Regions from separate parts of the Mus musculus genome. Here region 1 is linked to region 2. The links are chromatin contacts, found by Hi-C in ENCODE. All regions are on one chromosome and are shown on one strand. The core of a region is the stretch at or near the end of the contact, and the rest is flanking DNA. Distances in the headings are between cores, read along the strand shown.

Evidence for each region. A loop is a pair of places that touch in the nucleus more often than their neighbours do.
Region 1: a loop to region 2 is called in a map of ES-E14, with 2.1 times the contacts of the local background. The contact joins the promoter of Upk1b here to the enhancer-like site in region 2. A Hi-C loop is called at or near these places in 5 of 37 maps with a recorded cell type or tissue (ES-E14, T-helper 1 cell, T-helper 17 cell and 1 more).

What each region holds. Positions count from the first base shown.
Region 1 is chr16:38,797,692-38,802,644 of GRCm38, reverse strand. It overlaps Upk1b (uroplakin 1B), which reads left to right and starts at 2,442. Exons shown (of 8, transcript NM_178924.4): 1 at 2,442-2,497.
Region 2 is chr16:38,624,289-38,629,294 of GRCm38, reverse strand. Arhgap31 (Rho GTPase activating protein 31) reads left to right here. Exons shown (of 12, transcript NM_020260.2): 4 at 3,662-3,744; 5 at 4,641-4,748. It overlaps Gm36482 (a long non-coding RNA gene), which reads right to left. Exons shown (of 6, transcript XR_003951954.1): 3 at 1,403-1,519. Among named protein-coding and RNA genes, the nearest start is that of Gm36482, 12 kb to the right of the region's middle. Within about 2 kb of position 3,080, at least 2 of the 3 ENCODE cell types and tissues checked have a DNase peak (open chromatin) inside an H3K27ac peak, as active enhancers do.

The DNA.
Region 1 (4,953 bases), core at 1,193-3,692, 170 kb before region 2:
GTGTACTACAAAAAAGCTCGGAGACCTCTGCTGATCTAGTCACACAGAGGTCTGGTTCCACTCTTAGGACTGTTATACGGGAACCCTCTATCTTCTCCCATTCTTCCTCAACCACTGGGGTTTCTGACCTAAATTGTAACGGAGGGATGGGGGGAATCTTGGGTTTGTTAGGTTTGTTTGTTTTACTTTTTAATTGTTTTTTTTTTTTTTTTGGTTTTGGTTTTGGTTTTGCTTTTGCTTCATATTTCGTTGATGAGTTGGGTTTTGGTTGTTTGTTCTGTTCTGTTCTGTTCTGTTTTGTTTGCAATGAGAATTCACAGATTAGGTTTTTTGGTCAAGTTAGGATATGGTTAAGGGGAAAGAAAACCTTCACAAAACAGTTAGCAATTAGTTACTAGAAAAATAAATCTGTCATACTTTCACAGTAAGGATTCCAAATTCCACAACTGATCAATTGCAGTTATCTGAAAATGAACCTGTTCCTCCTGGTCTCCTGCTACTGGGTTTTCTGTTCCCTTTGTCTCTTCTGAAAAGATTGTCAAACCTGTGAAGGTTCTTTAAAATTATACACCTGCATGCCCCTCCCTCCCTCTTTCTCTCTCTCTCTCTCTCTCTCTCTCTCTCTCTCTCTCTCTCTCTCTCTCTCTCTCTCTCTCTCACACACACACACACACACACACACACACACACATACATACATATGCATGCATACATACACACATATCATTATCTGTGTGCCCTCGGAGACCACAAGAGAGCACCAGCTTCCCTGGGGGTGGGGTTACCGGCACCTGTGACCCTGCGAAGTGGGTCCTGGGAGCTGAAGTCAGGTCCTCTGGCAGAACAGCAAGTGCTCCTGAGGCATCTCTCCAGCCCTGGAATCTTTTATGTCTCTCTCCACGCAGCCCTAAGAGAGTATAACGTGCCTGGCACATGGATGGAAACCAGTCTTTGCTTCCTTACCCTTTCCTTGCTCACAGATTGCCAAGGAAGCTCCTTTTGATGACCTATGTTTGGAAAGTCGTAAGCTAGGTGCTGCAAGAATGCGTGTGGACTGCAAACATTATAGCAGTCGCCCAAACCTTACCACCCAAATGGCTTCCTCTTAACATTTGCTGAAAGTTCTTCCTAAAGCTGAAATTCATATCTATTTTTAGAAAAAAAAAATAAAGTTGTATCGACTCAGACAGAATACTTGGTAAGCAGAGCTGTTTTGTTACGTTGTAATTTGCTGCTTTTCGTCTTTAGCTTCTAGAATTGGTCCTGAGGCAACGTGAACTTTCACAAACATTTGTTGAGTAAATGGCCAAACTTATTTTCCTGGAACTGTTTTTATGTGGCTTCGTTTCTAACCATTGTGTAGAATTTTATTGGATGAATTGCCCTGGTCATCCAAGCGGACTCTGGAACACTGAGGGGGAAGAAGGCATGGAGAGGGACATAGGCATCTCACACTGTCCCCTTTCAAACATTGACTGAGTCCCATCGTCAGTCTTGCTCAGGAACTGGACAGCTATGGACATCTGTTCCTCACGGTACCCTCACCTAAAGACATAGGTCACAGAGGCAGCCAGTGCAGAGCTCAGACAGGCCATTCTCTTCAAAGCTGTCAGTGCGTAGCCGAGGCTGTCCCACCTACATCCTGCTCGTGTTTCTATGGTCACGGATCTCAGGGTACTTGCTAATGAGCGCACTGCATGCTAACTCTGTCTCCTGAGTAAGAAGAGCCTTTGGGGAGATAGCACTAATCTATGAGGAGTTCCCAATCTATTGATTAAAGTGCTCAGACCTTTCTAATATTGCTGCCTTTACTACCCCTCAACACCAGACTAAACTAACCATGTGTTGCTATTTTCCCATTAAAAGCAATATTCTTCACGCTGTGTTTACGTGGCTCAGTGGTCCTGAAGGAAGGGACAGAGACAGGAAGGACCTAGTTAGACATAAAAGCATTACTTGATCCTGTCTCTTCATTTGCATTTCTCCATCTGTGTTTCCAACTTTCTTCTCCTTTAGTAGTTGCTGAGATACTCACCTAATGAATATTAGTGACCCCTCGAATATAGCCTGTGGTGTGGTTACAGAAACTCGCCCTGGCCCTGACCCTGCGCAAGTAGAGGAGGGAGCATGAGCTGGTTTCTTTAATAAGCAAAGTCTTAGTGATCCGATCAAGCTAAGGAACAACAGCTAAACACACACACACACACACACACACACACACACACACACACACACACACACACACACACACACACTCAGAGATGTACATTCCAAAGCAGCAGAGATCTGCCCACAGTGCTTCCTGCTCAGCCAGGCAGGTTCAGGCAGCATCAGGCGCGGCCCATGTGAGATGCCTCCTCCCACTCACAGACCACCCTTCCCCGGACCGGAGCGTCAGAGGATACAGTGGGGTAGAAAAGCATCTCAGGCTGGTGCCTGCTGCAGAGTGAGTCTGTGCAGCACCGGAGAAGAAGGCAGAGGAGACCAGGCAGCCGGTGTGAGTACAGAGACTTCTCAGAGCAGCCCACTGGCTCTCTATTCTCCTGCGAGTACGGACAAACAGGGGCTATACACTGTAACTAACATTAGAATCTGTCTCTTTTGTAATTTTGAGATCTTATAACTCTTCTGGAAAATGTTCTTTGGCTAATTATCTGTCCCTTTGCCTGACAACGGTTCCTGTTTTTGTCAGAAATCATTTGATCTGACAAGCCTTCCTTTAAAAGGATCTGTGGGTCAGTTTCTTCACAGGTCTTTTCTGCAAACAGGTCTGTGTAATCAGTATGTGGGCTAGAGTAAGTTAACAAATTAGTTTTATCTAATCAAGGCTACTTTTACAAGACCGATCTTTACTGTTCACTAATGAGTTGATCCATCAGGAGCTGCAGGTTATAAATATGTTTATTCTTATCTTTTTACACAAATTGTTTCGAGTAACACCAGTATTATTGGATATTTGTACTTTTATAATTATGGTTACAAGCCTAAATTTTCATTTCTCAGTAGCTTTAGGCATTTTTAAGGACATTGATGGTTTTTTTAAATTAATTTTAAGGTCTTTATAAAAGTCAAGGCGATGCTTATAGACCATTTCTTGCTGAGCAAAACTGATAAACACAGCAGGAAAAAAGGCAATACACTTCGTGCCTGTGCGTTATTTTCTTTATATAGCTAATACAGATGCTGTGATTTTTCTAGTTCCATGAGGAAGTAGCTCTTCTCTTGATAAATCTTCCCAATGAGTGTAAAACTGCTCTTGTGTTTTGCTGGTTTGCTTTCTCTTATACTAGGCTTAAAAAAAAAAAACTTTCCTGTATTTTCTTTTAACTACCCAAAGGGACTTGTATAAACATTTAGATTGCAAGGGAAGTTAGGCAAGAGGAGTAAACAAAACTTCAAATTTTCTTTTTCTCACTCTTGCGTACATTCCGAACCAGTGTGGATCCGTCCAGCATCTGCTGGACCCTCCTCTGCAATCTGGGCTTGATGGCTCTGCAGGCTGCCCACAGCCTGATGAGCCACTGATGCCTATCTAGGACAGAGCCCACATGGAAGGGGAAGGCCCCTGTTTGTCCTTCTCTTCCATTCCCTCTCCCCTACTCCCTCCCTTCTGTTTTCTTAATCCAAATTTCTCTAGTGTGGGTGAGTTTGAGGTGTGGTTTGTATATTCTTTCATGCAAGAAATCTGAGCAAGGAAAAGAGGTACTGAACTCAAAAATGCAATCGCATGACTGGTAGGTGAGCCTCACCTCTCTTCTGCTTTGAACACTGGTTTGATTAATGAGCAATTGTTTGTCAACTTATTCAGTGTGTCAGGAGATATCAACACCCTGGATATGAATAACTTCATAAGAAAACAATCTTAACGAAGGTACAAGAGAAGAAGAAGAGAGAGAAAGAAATACACTTTTAACCTCTTGAAATCAGCACTTCTAAAAGTAAAGAGCCTCCCAGGGTGTTGAGTGATTGAAATAAGCCACGGAGGGGCTGGGTCACTGGGGAGTTCTTCCATAGGGTGGGGCTCACAAGGGATACTCCTTTGTAAGAAAACACTTAAGGCGAGAGAGACACACACAGTCAGCTGCTGTTAGTGACACAGCTATTTCTGCTCTCTGCTGCTTGACCCTTAATTGTAAGTCATCTCATCCTGCCTATTCCCTTCCCAGTACTGTCAGGTAAAGAAATTTACATATATGAGGAAAGTGGTGCCTGAGAATAAGAGGTGTGTGAGGGTCACAAACCAGCCCCTAACACTGGGTGCTAAATGGAAGGCAAGACAAAACATCTCTGAGAGTCGCCTGTTCAGAGAGAAAGACCTAAGCCCCATGCACTCTCTCTCCTTCTCTCCCTCCCTCCCTCCATCCTTCTATCTCTCCTTCCTTCCATCCCTCTCTTCCTCCTCTCCTTCATCTCTCCTTCCCTCCCTCTCTTTTCCTATTTTAATTTATGTTTTGAAACAGGGTCTCTCAAAATGTAGCCCAGACTGACCTCAAACTCAGAGCTCTCCTCTCTTGGCCCCAGAGTGATGGAGCTACAGACATGTGTCACCATGCCCCAGCCTCTGAGTCTCTAAGTTTGAATTAGGGAGGTTTGTCCTTTTAAGCCCTACTTTCATTTGGGCTCTGTCTCCTTCAGATGGTGCCTTTATTCTCCCTCTGAAGAGCAGTGTGAAGAGAGATCTAGTAAACTCACAACGAGCCATTGCCATTAATGGTTCATGAGACTCATCTGGAGTCCCCTGGATGTTTTTGTATTTTAACCAGAAGCAAGGTAATGACTTTGTATACATGGTGTTTCCTAAATTAGAGGGAAGACAGGGAAAGACTAGGCTGGAGGTGGTGGTAATGGAAGGCTTTCTCCTGTGGCTCTGTATACAGAGGTTCCCGTAACTGTATGATACAAGTCAGATCAATGGCAAAGCCTCTTAATTTTAACACAAATGGAAACAATGTC
Region 2 (5,006 bases), core at 1,831-4,330:
GTGATGGTGGCTGTCTGGCAGGAGAGCCTGAACTGCAGGGCAGGGGTGGTTTCTGAAGAAAACAGAAACCTAGGGCAAGAGCTTAGCAACAGGATAAGAACCCTGCCTTTGCCCTGATCTCACAGGTCAGGAAGGTGATGGTCTGGTCAGTGATGGAGAGCAAGTAGTGGCAGGTTCATCCCAGATCTTTGAGACTGAAACATCAGCCAATTTGGCCTGAGCTCGCTTCCAGTTCCTGCACACACACATAAATTGGGGTGAATCAAATTTCAACCCTTCTCCCCAAGTTGCCCAATGATAGGATCTGCTGTCTTAATTGGAGAACATTTGCTGTCCTAGGAGAAAAATGGGGATTTAAGCTGAGCTTGATGTAACCCTCCCATAATACCAGCTTGGGGGGCGGGGTGGGGGTGGACGTTGAGGCAAGAAGATTGTGAGTTCAAGGCCAGCCTGGGTTACATAGAAAGACCCTGTCTTGTAAGTGACATTAAGTGAGAGGAAAAAGATAGGATCCCCTTAGATAGGATGGGGATGCAGTAGGAAGAGGCTAAGGAAAGAAACAGCAGTTCTCACTGGGCTTAGCAAGCATCAGGGGTTAACCCGCCCCTCGGCTTCAGAGAACGACAATGACTAAGCTGCTTCCTAAAATATTAAAGGAACTTTCCATGAGGGCCGCTATCTCCACCTGCACTCTTATCCCCCAAACCCGTCTTTCAGTTTTCCATTGTTATTACTGGCTAGTGCCCCGACTCGCAGATCTAGATGCCTTTTTAAAGAGGGGAACGGCACAAAGTTCTGCAGACCTTGGTCCTGGCTATGCAGGGACAATCCTGAGCCCTCCCTGTGTGCACTGCACGATGGGACCAAACTGTGAGCATCCATGTTATATTCTGCAGCCCCGGTTGCCTGGCGAGCTCACCTTCCCCTTCCCTTCTCCCTGAGTGCTGGGAGTGTGGCCCTTGCTACTGTTTCCTAAGTAATGGGAAAGAGAAGGTAGGTGTGGAGCTCCTTTAGAGAGGCTGCACGTGCCCCTGACCCTCGATCTTGTAGATCTCCAAAGGCAGAGAAGGCAGCAGGTGCTGATACTCGCTCCGTTCACAGCAGGCACACCCACCGGAAGAGTGGGAGCTGGGGCTATGGCACTCCAACACACGTCCCTCTTCTTAGGGAAAGATAACCCAAGTTTCCCGCATTGAGGTATCTGACTGCCATTTTAAAATAGTGTGCATATATCAAGTAAATAGACGGATAGATGATGCATGCATACATACATACATACATACGTACATACATATGTACATACATACGTAGATATGTTTTACTTCCATTGAAAAGGGGATTAGTTATGAGATCTGGGGAGGTGGCTTAGTAGGTAAGAGCACTTGATGCACGAGCCACAGACCTGAATGCTGGTTCTCATTGTCCACGTAAAAACTGGATGACGTCATAGGCACCGATGATGCAGGAGACATTAGGATCTCTATGGCTAACTGTCAAGCTCTGGGCTCAGTGGGAGACCCTGTGTCAAAAGGAATAGGCACACAGGAAGACAAGAGTCATACTTCTCTGGCTGGTGCACGCGTGTACACAGAATTCAAATGCCAAAATGAAACCTGTCACTTTGTAAGCTTACTTTAAATTGAAATTTAAGCCGGGCGGTGGTGGCTCACACCTTTAATCCCAGCACTTGGGAGGCAGAGGCAGGCGGATTTCTGAGTTCGAGGCCAGCCTGGTCTACAGAGTAAGTTCCAGGACAGCCAGGGCTACACAGAGAAACCCTGTCTCGAAAACAAAAAAAATTTAAATTTACAAGTAAGTAAGTAAACGAGCATGCTGGCACAGACATTGCCCAGCACAGGAGTGGTTTGGGAACAGGGGCAAGAGGGGTAGGGAGACCCAGGCAGGACCTTAGAATCCTTTTAAATCAGAACATACACAGTAGATGTGGTTGAGAGAAGGGCCCAGCAGACAGTGAGTGTTCCCCAAAGTTAATTGGCTTCGGCTCTCAGTGAGTAGTGTCTAAAAGCTATCATTGCTAAGAGTATAACTGTGAATGTTAATTGTTGTTGTTGGGCTTTTGTTTGTTTTGTGGTGCCAGGGACTAGATGCAGAGCCTCTTATGTGGTAAGAAGTGCTTTGTCACTGAGCTAGGGCCACAATCCCTTTTAAAGTTTTAGGATGGAGGACAGTGAGATGGCTCAGTGGTTAAAGATGCTTGCAGCCAAGCTCAGTGACCTGAGTTTGATCCTTGGGATCCATCATGGTAAGAGAGAACCAATTTCTGCAGGCTATTCTCAACCTTCACATATATACCATGCGTAAATACACAAGGAATAATAATAAATATAATGGCTTTTGAAACTGGATCTTGATATAAATACAGTCTGTAGCCCAGGCAAGCCTTGAATTCACTCCCTTCCTGCTTCGCCCTTCTAAGAAGATGCAATCACCACCAAACTGTGCAGTGCCTTACAAGGAACTCTGATCATTTGTTTCATTGGGCTGGAAATCCAACCCAGGGCCTTGTGCACGCTAAGCCAATGTTCTCACCACTAAGCCACACCCAGTACTCCACAATGGAAGGACGATCCAGAAATGCCAGCTAACAAATAAATGTGGGTGAATGGTGTGCAAAACCCCCAGATTTGAATCTTGATTTTTGCTTATATCGCAGCCAGCAGTGGTTATCAAAGTAGATGCAAGAGCAGGTGACAGCTAGCCACGCTGCCCTGAGTCCAGAAACAGAGAATGCTTGTGATTGGCTCAATTTACTTCTTTTTTATTCAGTACAGGATCCCAGCCTATGGAATGGCACTGTCCATATTTAGGGTGCCTAAATCTCCTCACTTCAATTAACCTAATCTAGATAGTCCTTTACAGACATACCAAAAGACATGTCTCTTCAGTGATTTTAGAATCCCCTCAAGTTGACTGTCAGTTTTAGTCATCACACACAGGCAGGATATATTCTCAAGATAGGAAACAGGGCTAGAATTGAAGAATCGTTAGGGATGCTGTGTCACAAGGCAGCCTAGGGCCAGCGAGAGATGGACATGAGCCAGCCTGTCATCACGTTGTCCTCATGGTGTTCCTGCCTCCCCTGCAAGGCCCTGGACTGCCGGGAACAAGATGCCCACACAGGATATAAGCAGATAGCAAATCAGAGCAAGGCCGCCAGATCCTGGGGACAAAACTCTTGTGCCTGATAAGAAAGGCACGTCTTCTCTGCCTTTTGGCAGACAAAACAGGCAGCAGTTGAAGACTAGGAGTCATGGAATAGTCACAGGCTAGGTGACAAGTATGTAGCTGTTCACACCCAAAGACGTGTGTCCCTGTGCTGTCTCTCTGAATGTAAGCGTCTATGGCTCTCTGCCATGCAGGACACCTTTCAATCCTGTACGTTCTTTCTCAGACGCCAAACAACCTCTGAGGGCACCCAGAGACCCACCCACTCCTGTGTGCATACAGGGTGAAGACCCTTGACTCTGGGACTCAGAAAGGGCATGTGGCTTGCCATTGACACAGACACCAGTGCTTCTGGGACAGGATCTGCAGGTGCAGTTGTAAGGCTGGAAGATCTGAGTCCTGAATAAGACCAGGACATGCAGGAAGGGTCCTGGCTCCTGGATGCTCACTGGGTACTTCATGTTCTTCTCCACAGGAAGCAGTGTCTCATCGCCCAGAAGAAGGCCAGCTGGCCAGAATCCAGAATGTTATCCTGGAGCTTCCCCCACCCCATTATAGGTAAGAAACGCTCAGACTCCGTGTGGTAAAACATCCAGGAGGCAGGGACATGTGACAACTGGAGCAAGTGGATGGTGGCTTTCCTGGAGGCGTTTTGGAAATTAATGAGCAGTCGGTGTTATCAGGACGATCGGGTGTCCAACCAGGGATGTTGGTAGCCGAGGACAACCTGCTTCCACTTGCAGGATACTCATCAGAGTACCAAAGAATGTCATCACAGTCACACAAGCCAGCCTCACTGTGACAGCTTTGGTTTATAAGCTGAATTATACTACAAAGAAGCCTTTGGAAACCCAGGTTTCCAAACCTTAAAGTTGGGGGTGACTATGACTCATGAGCATCTTAAGATTACCCCAAACATCATCCCTATCCTTCCTATCAAACAGATTATCGGGAGTGGTACTAACTTTCCCAGGGTTAGCAGAATTTGATGTGGTATTATAAAGAACGTCCTAAAGTCAACAAACATTCGTTTATGAAACGGGCCCACTGACAAGAACCCAGGTAGCCTGTAGCTAGACAGCTATCCCTGAGAATCGAGATGAGAACCTATTTGAGGATTGTGGGAAAGTGAATTTTCCCCAGGGTGAGAAAGAAGTAAGTTGTCACTAAGAGCTCTGGGCCTGCGGCCTGTGATGCTCTGTTTCTGTCCCTGGACCTACAGTTTCATCTGACATCTTACAGTGCTGACATCTGTCCCCATCCTGAGTCAGTGGCCCTGGAGTCAAGGAAGTGGCCCTTCATCAATCTTGATCTCTCCCCAGTGTTCCTTCAAAGTCCATAAGACAGAGACTCCTTCATCCCAACTTGGGTATGACCTCCACATGGCAGACTTCACATAGGCACTGACATTTCTTACTTTGCCAAAAATCAATTGAACAAACGAACTCTTTCAGGACCTTGGAATACCTGATTCGACACCTGGCCCACATCGCCTCATTCAGCAGCAAGACCAACATGCACGCCAGGAACCTGGCCCTGGTGTGGGCCCCAAACCTCCTCAGGTGACTACCACCGCGTGGGCTCAGAGCAGCAAAGCCTGGGTCCTTCAGAGATAAAGCACTTGACGGCATGGCTGAGTGGTCTTTTTATAGCATATACAGCTTGAAACTGCCGTTAAGGTCTTAAGCTCTTAGCCTGCTCCCTTGGAAACGCTGGTTCTAAAGGCATTTGTTGGCTATTACCCCGGTGTGGCTAAAGATACGGGTCTGTATGTTACCACTTCTTGAAAAGGCTTTTTGGGGCTCTGAAGTTCATTGTCT